2 separate regions of the Mus musculus genome follow, and region 1 is linked to region 2. The links are chromatin loops, found by intact Hi-C in ENCODE. Cell type or tissue: heart. All regions are shown on one strand.

The links. A loop is a pair of places that touch in the nucleus more often than their neighbours do. Peaks named below come from ENCODE experiments on the same cell type or tissue, not always from the same donor. Only the 100,000 strongest peaks of a DNase experiment are listed, where the experiment ranks them.
Region 1: a loop joins it to region 2, with 16 times the contacts of the local background. A loop is called at or near these places in 3 of 42 quality-filtered maps.

What each region holds. Positions count from the first base shown.
Region 1 is chr6:115,229,306-115,237,305 of GRCm38, reverse strand. It overlaps Syn2 (synapsin II), which reads right to left. Exons shown (of 13, transcript NM_001111015.1): 2 at 1,235-1,292; 3 at 1-51. Among named protein-coding and RNA genes, the nearest start is that of Timp4, 19 kb to the left of the region's middle. In heart, no CTCF peak of the experiment used is centred here; DNase peaks (open chromatin) are centred at 4,545, 5,245 and 6,505; H3K27me3 peaks cover 6,152 bases.
Region 2 is chr6:116,636,339-116,644,338 of GRCm38, reverse strand. Rassf4 (Ras association (RalGDS/AF-6) domain family member 4) reads left to right here. Exons shown (of 11, transcript NM_178045.4): 7 at 2,553-2,654; 8 at 2,860-2,911; 9 at 3,985-4,106; 10 at 4,801-4,898; 11 at 6,041-8,000. The coding sequence ends at 6,101. Among named protein-coding and RNA genes, the nearest start is that of Mir7043, 5.7 kb to the left of the region's middle. In heart, a CTCF peak has its summit at 4,688; DNase peaks (open chromatin) are centred at 258, 4,558, 5,238 and 6,598; H3K27ac peaks cover 4,800 bases.

The sequences.
Region 1 (8,000 bases), 1.4 Mb after region 2:
GGCGTAGGTTCCATCTGCATGGGCCACCAGGTTAAGCTCTGAGAATTCTGCCTGGAGAGTGACAGTACACAGTGAGTCTCAGTCCTGCACACAGCAGCAGCCATAGACCAAGCATCTATTTAGTTTCTCTGTTTTTCATATCCATTAGATTTCACCCACTACTCAAGGAAACCCTTTGAGTCAGGTACTAGAGAGAACCCTCCCCATCTATCAAAGGAGAAAATGGCAGCGTTACATGGCTTTTCTGAACAAACAGAACCTCTCACTGTGTCTTCTGATTCCCAGCTCAGCATCCCCTGCACCTCTCTGCAGAGACAGAATGTGACCAGGACAAGCATCTTCTTTCTTAGTCTCTGCTTGAAGTCCTGGGTTCTGGGTTAGGCTGCTGGGTTTCTGTCTCCCCTGTTCCTGACAGCATGTCAAACCCAGCATTGCCTTGCCTGGGTTTCTGGTTCTTCAGTCTACAACATATGGGTAGGTTTGTTTGTTTGTTTTTGTTTGTTGTTTTTTTTAATCAATCCAGACTATCTAACAAGTTGTTTTAAGAATGGAATACAGTCTGGGCATGGTGGTGTACTCCTTTAATCCTTGCTTTCTGGAATCAGAAGGTAGGCTGATCTTTGCAAGTCTAAATCAAGTTCCAAAACAGCCAGGGCCACTTAGAGAGATAATGTTGCAAAAATAAACAAATAACAGTAGTAATAGTATCCTATTATTCTGTAAATTCTAACACAGAGAGAAGGAAAAACTTGTTATTACTTAGAAAATATGTTATTTAAGCAGGCCATCTCCTCCCCACAAAGAACCTAATTTTCTATTACATGGAGCAAGAGGCAGAGGAAGGTAAACAAACAAACAAATAAACAAACAAACAGCCTTTCAAGCTCCCTGTAAAAACAATGGATTCCCTCTGAAGTGTACCCCTAGGGTCAAAGTAGGCAGACAATGAACCTAAAACATGTGTTCACTCAGAATCACACTGTCACCAACAGCATGGGGATAAGGTCAGTAGGCTAGGAAGACACTCCCCTTAGCTTCCTCATCTTGGAACCCTGCACTGCAAGAGACACTATTGAGAACCACACTGTTTGCCTCTGAACTGTTAAGTCAAGGAAATAAATGAAAAGCCCTATGCCAGGAGATGCACATTTGAGAACCCAGTGGGGGACTCTGGACAGTAAGAGATGGCTCACTCTGGGATGGTGGAGATCATGTGAGGCTTCATGTTGATTACCTGTTCCACCTTGATGTCATAATCTCCAAGGATTTTTTTGCCCCGAAAGCATTTGGCCCTAAAGAAAAGGAGAAGGGCACATGAATTAGTTTTGTGCAAGTGTGTGAACTCAGACATACAATCTCCTCAATAAGAGGACTACAGCAGATGGACCCCAGACTGAGAGTGGGGGGACTTGGGTTCAGGCTCTTGGTTTGCTACTGATTGCCATAATGCCCCAAGCAAGCCACTTCCTTTAAGCACCAATTTACCCACCTGCAAAATAATCCACAGTACCCTTTCACTTTCAACCTGTCATTTTATGATCTAATCTCCTGTATGACACAGCACACATACACACACACACACACACACACAGAGAGAGAGAGACAGAGACAGAGACAGAGACAGAGAGACAGGGTGAGAGAGTGTGTGTGTATGTCTAGAAATATGAATATCCTCCATATTGTTCTTGGTAAAGACTAGGCCAATCTTAAACACCTCTGATGTGTCCCTGTCTTCTAACCCTGTGTTTCACTCTATTTATAACTGTCATCAACCTGTACACTTTTAGGATTTAAAGAAGTTCCTATGGACAGGGTTGCATTTGGTTGAGTTTTTGGCTGAGAGGGTCCTGTGAAGATCCCCAGCCAACTAGGCTGATGCTAGGACAGATGGCTACTCTTCGCAGACAGACAGTGAGGTCCCATTGCAGAGGACATCCACACAGCTCATTGAACATGGAAAGGTTAATCGTGGAGCCTTCGCCCCTGTGTTCTTAGTGTCTTTGGTGCAGGAAGGTACTCTGTGGGTGACAGAAAGAGAATCATGAACGCCAACTGGACCACAAAACCTTTGACCTACAATCTGTCCTGCATGCAAGATGTTCTGGGGCAATCATGACACTGAACTTGTGGAAGTGGCCAACCAATGTCTAATTTAACTTAAGGCCCACTCCATGAGAGGGAGCACATGTCCAACACTGCTTGGATGGCCAAAAACCAGAGACTGGATATCCCAGAGACCTAGGGTAGAGCCAAACAAGATGTATCTTTAAAAAAAAAAAATCAATGAAATGATTCCTAATGGTATTCTGTTATATTCACAGATGCTTCCTCCAGCAGTAGATAGGAGTAGATGCAGAGACCCACAGCCAAACTTGAGGAGAAAGTCTAAATTAGATATCTCCATTGGGTCCCTACCCTTGGAGCTTGAGGAATCCCTGAAGAGGGGAGGGAAGATTATAGGAGTCAGAAGGAATGGAGGACACCAGGAACCACGGAATCAACTAAGCAGGGTTCATGGGGGCTCACAGGGACTGAAGTAGCAAGCACAGGCCTGCATGGGTCTGTACCAGGTCCTCTGTATATATGTTTTTGCTATTAGCTTGGTGTTTGTGTGGAACTCCTAACTGTGGGAGCGGGTGTGTCTCTGACTCTTTTGCCTGCTCTTTAGAGTCTTTTCCTCTGTTTAGTTGCCTCTCCAGCTTCAGTGTAAGGACTTTTGCCTTGCCTTTTTGTTTTGTTCTGTTTGGTTATTGTCTCTTGGAGGCCTGCTCTTTTGTGATGGGAGATGGAGGGGAAGCAGATATGGGGAAGAAGTGAGGTGAGAGAGCTGAGAGCTGGGAGGAGTGGAGGGGGGAGGGGACACAGTGGTTGGGATAAAGAGAGGAATCTTTCTTTCTTTTAAAGATGGAATCAGAACAGAATGAACGAGAGAGAGAGAGAGAGACAGACAGAGAGAGAGAGACAGAGAGAGAGAGGAGAGAGGAGAGAGAGATTGCTATTAATGCTTGATTTCTTCATATACATATCAGGAGAGCTGACAACCAAGGAAAACAGCTACAACCAAACATAAAACTCAGCCTGTATCACAGGGAAAACAAGTGATGCTGAGTTATGCAGTCCAGTGTCTTCCCAATCTGTCAGGTTGAGAGGAACTTCATCCTATGCATTAACGGCATCAGGCCTGTATGAGGAGACTACATTCTTGCACAGTTATATTTTCTCTTTCCTGCCTCTAATCTTCCTTCCCTCTATAAGATTTTTCTTCTCTGCTATTTTGGCTTTGTTCTCTGTTTGTAAAGATGGGCTGGGTACCTGCGCCTAGTAGACTAAATCATGCCTGCTTTTCCCCTGAGCTCTACATTCCCAACTGGCTTGTTCCATTGGAGGTTTTCTGAACCTCTTCTCAAAATAAAGGAATACACCAATATTTTATTTTGCATTGTGTTCTAGGAGCTGTATGCTAGTTGCTTATAAGAATATTTAATCCATAGCTGTCCCCTGAGAGGCTCTACCAGTGCCTGACAAATACAGAGGTGGATGCTCACAGCCATCCATTGGACTGAAAACAAGGTCCCCAATGAAGGAGCCAGAGAAAGGACTCAAGGAGCTGAAGGAGTTTGCAGCCCCATAGGAGGAACAACAATATGAACCAACTAGTACCCCCAGAGCTCCCAGGGACTAAACCACCAACCAAAGAGTATACATGGAGGGACCCATGGCTCCAGCTGCATACGTAGCAGAGGATGGCCTAGTCAGACATCAATGGGAGGAGAGGCCCTTGGTCCTTGGGTTCCATGCCCCTGTGTAGAAGAATGCCAGGGCCAGGAAGCAGGAGTGGGTGGGTTGGTGAGCAGGGGGAGGGAGAAGGGATAGGGGTTTTTGGAGGGGAAGCCAGGAAAGGGGTTAACATTTGAAATGTAAATAAAGAAATTATATAATTTTTAAAATGTTTGTTTGTTTGTTTGTTTTGAGACAGGGTTTCTCTTATAGCCCTGGCTGTCCTGGAACTCACTTTGCAGACCAGGCTGGCCTCAAACTCAGAAATCTGCTTGCCTCTGCCTCCCAAGTGCTGGGATTAAAGGCGTGTGCCACCACTGCCCGGCCTGTTTGTTTGTTTGTTTGTTTTAAAAGAATACTTAATCCTCATAATAACTGACCAGATAGGAAGAAAACTCTTTGAAACAAAAAAAAAAAAATTCAAAATTCTCAGGAAGAAAATGACATTTCCAAGGTCATTAGCATGTTAGTGGCACAGCCACACAGGACCCTGAGTGCAGTGCCCCATGCCACCCAGCACCATCTTCCTCTGCTGCTGTGTTCCTCCCGCTCTCCCACGCCATGGAAACTGACTTACCACATGTGCTGCACCAAGTTTTTTTTCCCATTTTTTTCTACTCAGAAGAGACTTAATGATGCTATAAGTACTTGTCCCACCACAAATACTTCCTTTCCTGGTTCCTGTCAACTTACTCAGGATAAGGCCAGGCTATTTCCTTTGCTCTATGGATTCTGGAACAGACCGTTCTAGGAAGTTGTCATTTGTGCTATCCAAGTCCCTGGCCACCCTGAAATTGCTCCTCTGAGGCACTGGGCCATCCTGGAGTTGGATCACTAAGTCCAACCCCCACCTCTGCCCTAATTCCTTCCTAAGTTTCACATCAGTTTGCTTCCAGGGCCCTGATCAACATTCATAGCTCAGCATGCCCCTGTAGCACATGCCACTCTCTTGACAGTTCTGTCTATGCATGGCACTGTCACTGCTCTGCAGATACTGGGCTCAGTCAGTCTTTGCTTATAATCATAAGCCGAACTAAAATAAATGACCAACAAGATGGCTTTTCTTTGGTTGTATGCCTGCACTGCTATCACAAATGCTCTCTTGATGCTTCCTCCTACCTTCAAGTCTCAAATAGCTTTTCTGTAAGATTAGTGTCAGAGACCTTCATTCCCTGTGAAGGTTAGCACTTTCAAAGGTTGTTCTTTGACATACTAGTTTCTCACAACTCTGTGAAGGAGCTAAGAGAGAATGCTTCCTGACCACTGGACTGCTGGGGAAACAGAAACCCCAAACAGTTCAACAGCATGCCGACTCACAGAAAACATCGTGAGTTAACTGAGAACTGAGGGTTTGCATCTAGATTCTACATGCTGCCAAGTTTTCTAACTTGCTCATTTATTTTGTGGGTTTTGAATAGTGATACTGGGGTATATTTATAGATCTTGGCTGGGATTATCTGCCACTTCCTGCACCTGCCCACTGACCAAGTTGGCTAATGGAACTATTTTCATGCCTTTCCTCCACCCCAACCTCGCAAGCTATCCTAATGCCTTTTCCTTAAGGTAATTTGTGCTGTTGGAAATCTCGGTTTGTGTTTCCTAGTTCAGGGTCACTGATTTTTTCCTGGCTAAGCTACAATGTTATCATCATAAAAGAGCCAAGATGGTAACAGACAAGGTGCAAACCCCTCTTCTAGAGGATGAACACATTGTTGAAGCAGCTGGGCCCTGGACCTTCTGATTAGTTTTCTAGAAATAATTTAATGGAATAAGTTCTATAACTTACTAGCAAATGACAGAAACACCTCCTGAACTTAAGGGGGTGCTAGCAGGAAGCAGTGTGCAAGGATCCAGAGGACAGATGCTCTGCAGCCTTGGCTGCACCCTTTCCTGGCTGGGTGGCCTTTGGAAAGAATCCTATATTTAAACAAATAATACCAAAGTTGTTTATATTGCTAAATTATTCAATCCATATTCAAAAACTACATAAAATGATAAAAATGTAAATGGTCCATTTTTCCATTCATCTCTTAACACATACAATCCCGCTGTCGTTTGCCAGCATGCCCTCCCAAGTAGGGTGGGGGTGTAAACATGACTGTGTGCTCTAAGCACACACATATGGCATCTTGCTACAAAAACTTTTTCGGGCCTTAATTTTCTCTCCAGAGTGTGTCTCAGTGATAGGCTTTTATGCACCCAGCAGTGGGATCCCTGTAACAGCTGCATGGAAGGCTCTCTCTATATGGTGGCTTAATGGATGTTTACTAGTGAGTAGATCTCCACATTCTTGGCTTTGCCTCACTGGTGCTACATGGTTTACATTTTAATATGTAGACATGGGAAATAATTTCTGTAGAATTCCTGATGCAAGAAATGGACACAGCTTCTTACAGAATTATCAAACTACTTCCCTCCTAACAAAGTTTGAAAGTTTGGAAATGTATTTCACCTACCTTGGTTTTCTCATACTATCCCTTACATAAGACGGCAACAGAGTAAGCACTTAGCATGGATTTCTGATTGACAATCTTATAAAATAATCCAGATTCATACCCTTGTGCTCAATCCTAAACAGAACCCAAGATGTACACCCTTGCAGCACAAACTAAAAATATCTGTATTGCCTGTGTTGTCAATTTCCCCCCATTGTAACATTTTCTTAATAAGCCTAGCAGCTGGGGATCCATGGGAGTTTAACAGCTTGCAGCTTCCTTAACGGGCCAGGTAATAAAACATCTCCCCTTATTACTAAAACGAGCAGAGGCGTCTAGATATAACTCTTGTTATTCAAGGAAAAGAATATCTTTAGTGGTGCATGATGGGGGAGGTGGGAGATGGCTTGCACCCAAAAGTTTGAGATTAACCTGGGCAACATATTAAGACTTTATCTCAAAACAAAAGAAAACAAAACAAATGTGGGTGGGGGAGCTAATGACAACTTAATAATTAGCAGTAAAGACTTGCTGAGAACCAAACACTAAATGCTTTATGTATTTTACCATATTTGATAATGTCTGGCATGCAGATGCTATGAAGAGAATTATGGGTATGAGAGTGAGATAAGAGATGGTAACAGATGTGTGTGAATATGGTCAGAACATATATCCATGTGTGAAAGTTTCATGCCAAAACCCATCATTACACATAACTAATATATACTCATAAAAATAAGTTTAAAAAAAGAAATGGTTGTACAAGCCTGCAATCCCACCAACAATGGAGGAGTGTTCCTCTTTCTCCACATCCACGCCAGCATCTGCTGTCACCTGAATTTTTGATCTTAGCCATTCTGACTGGTGTGAGGTGGAATCTCAGGGTTGTTTTGATTTGCATTTCCCTGATGATTAAGGATGCTGAACATTTTTTCAGGTGCTTCGCAGCCATTCGGTATTCCTCAGCTGAGAATTCTTTGTTTAGCTCTGAGCCCCATTTTTTAATGGGGTTATTTGATTTTCTGGAGTTCACCTTCTTGAGTTCTTTATATATATTGGATATTAGTCCTCTATCTGATTTAGGATAGGTAAAGATCCTTTCCCAATCTGTTGGTGGACTTTTTGTCTTATTGACAGTGTCTTTTGCCTTACAGAAGCTTTGCAATTTTATGAGGTCCCATTTGTCGATTCTCGATCTTACAGCACAAGCCATTGCTGTTCTATTCAGGAATTTTCCCCCTGTGCCCACTCCTCCATTGTTGATGGGATTGCAGGCTTGTACAACCACTCTGGAAATCAGTCTGGCGGTTCCTCAGAAAATTGGACATAGTACTGCCGGAGGATCCAGCAATACCTCTCCTGGGCACATATCCAGAAGATGCCCCAACTGGTAAGAAGGACACATGCTCCACTATCTTCATAGCAGCCTTATTTATAATAGCCAGAAGCTGGAAAGAACCCAGATGCCCCTCAACAGAGGAATGGATATAGAAAATGTGGTACATCTACACAATGGAGTACTACTCAGCTATTAAAAAGAATGAATTTATGAAATTCCTAGGCAAATGGATGGACCTGGAGGGCATCATCCTGAGTGAGGTAACACATTCACAAAGGAACTCACACAATATGTACTCACTGATAAGTGGATATTAGCCCCAAACCTAGGATTCCTAAGATATAAGATACAATTTGCTAAACACATGAAACTCAAGAAGAATGAAGACTGAAGTGTGGACACTATGCCCCTCCTTAGAATTAGGAACAAAACACCCATGGAAGGAGTTA
Region 2 (8,000 bases):
TTTCACCTCCTCTATACACAATGTTCTTAGAAGTTGGGGTACAGATTCCTTAAGACACAAACAACAATGAAAATTACTAATTGACAGCACTGACGTTTTTTGGTGGGAGTACTTGTCCTAGATTTTATTCCTGACAACTGTGCTTCACGTTCATTTCCCTAAACTGTTATGACTAACAGCATGGGTTTTATCCCCAGACCCATCCAATTGTAGGTATCCCCACTGCTTTGTCCTGGCTACTCGGATCCAGATGTGATCCACTGTGATAAGAAAGCAATCCAACGACCTTCTCTCTACTTGGCTGGTATATGTCCAAGGCAGGCTTTGTGCAGAACAAACACAGCCTTGTTGACAAGAATGTTCCTCTCCTTGAAGTAGTTGAATGACCTTCCATGCATCTTTGGCACAACAATAGTGGTTCTCAACCTATGGGTCACAACCCCTTGGGGGGAGGTCACATGGCCCTTTCATAGGAGGTCACCATAGGATGGTTCTGAGACCATGAGAAAGCACATATATTTACATTACAATTCATAACAGTAGCAAAATTTGTGCTATGAAGTAGCAACGAAATGATCTTATGGTTGGGGGTCATAACAACATGAGGAACTGTATTAAAGGGTCTCAGCGTTAGGAAGGTTGAGGACCTCTGTTCCAAAGGCTCATTTCCTGTACAGCCTGTAGCCTGTTGTGCTTGTGGGTGTCAGCTAGGGTTGGTAGGCTCACTGCAGCACAGTCAGGTTTGATGGGATGCACCAGCTTTAAGCAGATAGGAAGCACATGAAGTTCTAAACACCGCAGACTCCTCCGCTACAGCACAGTCCTTTCCAAATGGCTAACCCTAACCAGGTATTTAACATCCCAACCGAGGTTTCCTTTCTCAGAAAATAGGAACAGCTGTAGGTAACCCAGAGGGCCACTGTAAGGATCAAGAGGACTTGTAAGACGCTTCACACATTCCGTGCCTGGTTATAGTGCTTGTAGCAGGCTTCCCAAGCCTCAGACAGTGTCCTGGTTAATTTTCCTACAAGAAAGCTCTCTGACAGCCTAGCTGTGTCCCGATGAGCTCATCCTAATTGAAAACATAAGGTGGAAATACATGCAGCACCCAAGTCACAGTGCTCCGCGGCTCAGCGACACAGCCCCCTGGAGAGTTCCGGTTGCTTCTCCAGAGGATTATGTGGCTAACCGGGAGCTGTTCACACCATTGCTGCCCGGCACGGAGAGTAGCATTGGATTCCATACGATGGTGGCGGGTGGGAGGATCCAGATTTAAAGTTTAAGAGATGGTTTGATGAATGTGTATATTTTTTGCACTGTCGTAAAGTAAAAAATGATGAGTCACACCATCATAAGTTAGGAGCTATCTGTGCTGTGTTAGAAGAAAAATCAAGATAATTACAAAAAAAAATAACATGCCTCTCATGTAAAAAAAAATTATAAATAAACCAGGCATGGTGAATTATAAATAAACCAGGCATGGTGACAAAGTATGGCGATCCTGTTTTGAGACAGCTTAAGCTGTGCAAGTGGTTCAAGGCCACGTAGTGAGACCTTATCTAAAAATCAAAGAAGAGAGCTGGGGGTGTTCTTCATGGTGGTGGAGTACTTGTAGGTACTTAGTATGTACAAGACCCAGGGTTCAATTTCCAGGACCACAAAAGAGTAAACATTATCTGCTTGGCATGGTGATACTAAACTGCAATCCTGGCTTTTGGGAGGCCAGGCAAGAAGGTCTTGAGTTTCAAACCATCCTGGTCTGTGTGGTTAGAATTTGACTCAAAAAAGTATACAGGAATGTTTAAATAAGCAATTTTTAAAATTAGCTGGAGCACCAGATGTTTGTTGGAGGACTTGGCATCCTGTGTGCTGAAGAGTGAGAGGAGATGCCCATGGCCTCATACAGGCCACAGGAAGCCTTACATATTTTCTAAAAGGGGGTTCTGACATAAGCAGACATGCCTGGCAGTCTTCTCCAAGGGTTGTTTCTGAGCCATCAGGTCTCTTTGGGAGTGAGAGATGTAGGAAGACCCAGGTACGACTATATGAACCTGGGCTAGATCACATTTTGTTATCTGGAGTATTTTAAAAGGTAGCACCAAGGGGAGTGGTATGAAGGATATGCTAGAAGGTGAGAGGAAGGGGCTTGTTGGCAAATGCCACAGTGAGACTGGAGGCCTCTGCTTGGACAGCACTTGGGGAAGAGAGTAGATCTGGAAGCTTTGAGCCTAAGTCCACAGATGTTTGTTGATGCTGATGCTGTCGGTAGGTAGAGTGATGGAGAGCCCTGTGTCCTACCCCAGTGAATTCCTTCCAGGGTCCTGGTTTCCAAGATCCAGAGAGCTGCTGTTGATGGGTATGTACAGTGTTAAGCACCTTCTTCAGAGTGCTCTGAGGACACATAGCTCCTTGAGTGTCCCCAGGTCTAGGAACAAACATCATGGTCATGGGACAGGTGCTCTAAGAAGTAGTCTCCCGCTGTTTTGGTCTGCTCAGAACTTTAGCTATGTTTCCTCTGGACCTGCCCTAAGCTATCTATCTGCTCTACACAGACCTCAGTGTTCACTCCTGCCTATGGGTCTGTGACCAACGTCCGGGTTAACAGCACTATGACCACCCAGCAGGTGCTCACCCTGCTACTAAACAAGTTCCGGGTAAGTGTGACCCCAGGGAACAACAGCTTTGCCAAGAGGCTGCTTTGCTGAGTGGTGGAAGGACTGGGGGTTGCTGGGATTGGCTTTTGGGGGAAAGCCGATGTGCCGGTGTCCCTGGGATTCTAGGCAAGGAAGGGTGTGGGGTTGGTCTGTACCCTTTTGCTAAAAAATGCTGTGGTTGGATTTCTTGTGGCTGCCTGTGCAGGTAGAAGATGGTCCCAGTGAGTTTGCACTCTACACCGTCCATGAGTCTGGGGGTAAGTGCTAGCTTCCGGTGTTCACACAGCAAGTGTGCTACCTGTTCTTCTTCCCCACACCTTCCCCTCCACCGTCAAACTTGGTTCCGTTCTGAGAACCCCTCTAAAGCAGTGTTAGGAAGAACCCTCTCCAGGCCCTTCTCATTAGTGAACCATTACGTAGCTCAGTTAAGAGAGTAGGACTTGTATGCCAGGGCTGCGACCTGATCTGCTCTTGTAAACCCTCTGGGTCCCTCTGCAGCCCATGGGCAGCTTCTTGTTGCTAAGCATTTCCTGTGTCCCCAAGTCTGTGGTCCCCCTCTGTCTGCTCTGTCCCGATTTTCTCTGTGCCGAGCCTTTATTAAATGATATATAGGAAGGACAATTATTTTCCCTCTACTCCCACTCACTGGATGGGCCTACAAAGTACATGAACCAAATGCAGGTCTACAAGAGGAAAACAAGCTGGCTTGCTAATGGGTCATCCCAGATAACCATGGAAGGTCCCAGAGATGAATCACCCAAAGGAATGCCCAGACTCCTTTTGTCATAGCAAGGAAGTCAACTTTTAGAGAGGTGAGAAGATGGAGGTGAATGGAGGGTGGAGGGGACTTTGAGGCAAGATGGTGACCAAGTATCAGTAGCTAATGGAAGGTGAGGATGGTTTTTAGTGGCATTCATTGTGTGGATTCCTCTGTTGCTGCCCCTGGGCTAACAAGGGTCTAGAGTTGGGGCTGGTGATTAGCTTCTGTCCTGACAGTATCTGACTTCTGACAGTAAATGAGAGGTCTCAACAGATTGATGTCTTGCTGCTGGGAAAGTGAGAAAAGCAGCTGTTTCTAGCCTCAATCCTGAGTCCAGAGTGCTGACCTAGGTTGGCCAGTTCTGCTGCCCTTCCATGGAATCATGTATCTTGCAAGATGCAGACCCACAGAAGTCTGAGAAAGATTCTCTGACTACCTCCCTTTTATCATGCCCCTGTCCTGATTACATACATACATACATACATACATACATACATACATGCATACGTACATACAGGGGTAGGTGGGCAATCCTCACATCCCCATGAATTTTGTAAAATTCTATTTCAGAGCAGACAAAATTAAAAGATTGCGAGTACCCACTGATATCCAGAATCCTGCATGGGCCCTGTGAGAAAATTGTCAAGATCTTCTTGATGGAAGCTGACTTGAGCGAGGAGGTGCCCCATGATGTGAGTGGGGGTGGAGCTGAAAGCCTGCTCCACAGGGAGGGACTGTGAGGCAAGACTTGAAGGAAGGGGATCTTGGCCCCAGTCTTCCCAGGCAGTGTATCCTAGGTTCTGTTAGCTTAGGGGACAGAAGAACTGGGGTACTCAGAGAGCTCAGCCCTGCTGGTTTCCTCATAAGTAAAACCGTTTCTGATGCTTTTGTTATCATGCTAAAGACTCACAGAGAGGCCCTTAACTAGGGCCAACTCAAGGGCAACAGGTATTAAATCTCAATGATAAAACTATACACAGATGTGCAGCCCCTAAACAAAGGGGCCTCCTTGGAATATGGGTCTCCAAGCTTGTGGCTGACTCCCTCAGCTTCCCAGGGCTGGGTCAGCTTCTTTTCATTGTTGAGCACAATGGTATTCCCACTCCCCACCCATGCCAAGAGCACTCGGGTGTGACAATGACACAGACTTGAATGCTTTTCCCAATATTTATCTCAGTGGCATTTCCTCCAGTGGATGAAGGTTGCCTTTGAGATAAGAGTAGTCCCTCCTCTCCCAGCACACAGAACTGAGCAATGGCAGCAGTAGGGCTGGGAAGAGAGGCGGCTCCTGTGTCCTGTGGGTACAGGACTTTGGCTTTGGCCACTAGGGAAAGCACATCTCAAGCCCTCATCTAATGCACATGTTAATGGTCTTGGATTTTCTAGGTTGCCCAGTACATTAAGTTCGAAATGCCGGTGCTGGACAGTTTTGTTGAAAAATTAAAAGAAGAGGAAGAAAGAGAAATAATCAAACTGACCATGAAGTAAGCATTACCCGCTGGCCGGACACGGTTTTGGCCACTAGAGAACATCTGCAGGGCGTACCTCTGTCCAAGCAGGCAGGCTTCTCCCTTCTGGAGACACCAAGTACAGTGGGAAGGCCTGCTGACCTCGGTCCCCAGTAGTACTCTCCTACCCCACTGATTAGTACCGATAGCAAGCTGGGGTGTTAGCCTCCTGAATTAAAGCATACACCTATCCAGGCCGGGCCTCTTCTCTGAGGAATTTGGAGCATAAGACAAAGGGCAGGAGCCTGGTGAGCCCTGGGTTGGCTTTCTGGTTCTGCTAATGACCAAGCTCCGATAAAGCAAGCACAGAGTCTGCTGGATAGAACCTCAGCCTAGTCCAAGGCTGTCCTACAGGCAGGAAGTTTGAGCCCAGTGGGAAGCAGTGATTGTTAACACTCAAGCTCTGGCTGCTGTTTGGGGGAGCAAAGGTCACCAGCATCAGGACAGGCTATGTGACATTAATGATGCTTTGGGTCCCAGTGATCTGTTTGTGATTCAGAGATGTGTGGCATGGGGCAGGATGTGTGAGGAACATTTAGGAGGGCTGGGCGGGGAAGTCAAGATGCTCTCTCCAATATGAGAGACCAGGAGCCGGGGCTGGTTTGGATTTTGGCTTCACACTAATGATCCCTAGAAAGCCATATCCACCCACAGGCTTCCTTCTGTGCAACTAGACCTCAGATGCAGTGGGGACTCTAGAGCATCGTACCCATCAGTGATGTCACTATAGGATTTTAAAGACAGTAGAGGCCTGGGAATCACCTGGCCAGTGGATTCAGTTTGGGAAGAACAGTTCAAAACCCAGGCTAAGGACGTAGCTCAGGTTAATTGCACAGCCCTGGCTCAGGCATTGTCTTCTTACAAACTGATCTATAGCCCTGAGCTGCATCCCAGCACATCCCTGTCCCTACTAGAGAGTCTGGAATAGAATTGCCAGCACTTTTCTTTGAAGTTCTGCACAGTCCGCTGCCCTGGAGCCTCCTTGCTGAAGGACAGAAGTGACTGCTAGTCGACCAGCTAGGAGCAGTGGTCTCCCTGCTCCCATCACCCCCACTCTCTGCTCTCACCTCCCTGGCCCTCTAGCCTTAGGAAAACCCCTTAGCTTTGTCTCTCTCCAGGTTCCAAGCCTTGCGTCTAACAATGCTGCAGCGTCTGGAACAGCTGGTGGAGGCCAAGTAACTAGCCAGAGCTTGCCTTTTGTGATGCCTGCAGTAGCAAGTGTGCATGGAGTCCCAGGGACCCAGCTCTAACTGATCGCTGACCAATGGTTGCTGCCCAGTACCCATGCTCATTCCACCTCTCCACGGACGACATAGCATCCTGCATCTCTAGTCTTGGTACCACGGTGAGCATGCACAGGCACACCCAGGAACTTGCTGGCTAGGATCTATGCGCAAAGCTGGCCTACGTGGTAATAAAGAGCCTTGGAACTGTGGTACCAGCCACATTGTATGGTTGATTAGTATGGCCAGCCTTGTTCCTGTGTATTTCCAGCTTGAGAGAGCTGTATAGCACCTATCCCTGGAGAATGGGTTTCATCTGCTTGCCCAGTGCCTGTCCCTGAGCCTCTGCATGGCCACAAGTCCCTGCCCTTATCACCCATGCGAACAGAAACTCTGTCTTCCCTTGCTTCTCATTGCCTCTCAGGAACCATTCTGGAGCAGGAGCTGCCAACAGTCGTGAGATATGGCCTGCTTCTAACTATTGCTTCACCATGATATCCTGGCTTCCGAGCCTCCTTTCCCAGCCAACATTCCTGGCCTAGAGGTTAGATCGGGACTAGGACTACCAAGATCTCCTCAGCTCTTGGCACAAATCACCCTTAACTTGTGAGTGTGATTCAAAGAAATCCTTGAAAGGAGTTGTCTTCAAGAAATATGTCCATTGAATTATGTTTCGGAAGTTGATTCATGTAGCTGACAGTGGATCCAGAAGGGTCAGTCCCCTTCACTCCATCTTGTGGATGTCTATATATGTCTCCTGCTTTCCTTGAGACAGAGCTTGTTTCTCTCTAGTGGATAGGGACAGCTCTCAATACTTCCTACCAAAGCTCTGCAAAACATGGAAAAACGTCTATTTGAGGACAAAAGGCTTCTAATCCCTTAGATACAGATACAGAACCACTTGTTTGCTGGCTGATTGAAACCTCTGGAATGAATGAGAAAACTATGCAGTGGTTTATATCAGTTTTGGGAATGATTGTCTAACAGCAAACTAAAGGCCAGCTTCTTCTCCTGAGGTCTGTGGACAGTGGATTTAAAGAGAAGTATGATGAAGGCCTTCGAAGACAGAGTTCCATCTTCAAGGCAGTGCATGTAGAAGCCACTCATGGAGCCCTGAAGAGCAGAGTGTGAGAACAGCTGTGCAGGGGGAAGCCACAAGGCAGGGTAGATGTCGCCTCTAGATTTTCCAGACCCAGCTCTGTTTCACAGAGATGCTCAGCTGCCAAGAGAGGTCTCTTGCCTCCTCCCCTCTTTGGCACTGTACTTTCTTCGGTGCTTAACAAACGCCTGTTGTGTTGAGCAGAAACTGCAGGACCAACCTTTCTTGTGCTTCTTCTTGTTGTGCTTATTGCCTTGATCTGTTTTTCTAATCCCCGAAGCTGTTGTACCACGCTATTAAGAGCTGCAGCTGACAGAGGAACCACCCACCTGTTGGAACCTGTCCACATTGACAGGACTTCTTCACCTCGTGCACGGTCTGAGAATTGGTGTGACGCCTGAGGCAAGGCTGCCCTGCTTTAGAACACAAGAAAGGACTCACTGGTGGTGGCCTGTGGATGGCCTGAGCAATAAAGTCATCCTAAATTGCAGAATTTTAGCATCAGAAGTGCAAAGGAATCTTCTAGCCAAAGACTCTGAAATTGAAAACCTGAACTGGATTTTTAGCCTCAAGACATCTGCCTGTCCGGTGCTCAGAGGTAATTAACTGACTTGACTGTTTTATGCCAGGCCTGTGCTAGACCCTGGAGGAACAAAGACAGAGCCTTGGTAATTCCTCTTCTGGAGGAGCAGACTTGGAGACAGTTATGCGCCTGATATTGAGTAGACAGCTAAGAGTGAATGGTACTGAATGGTA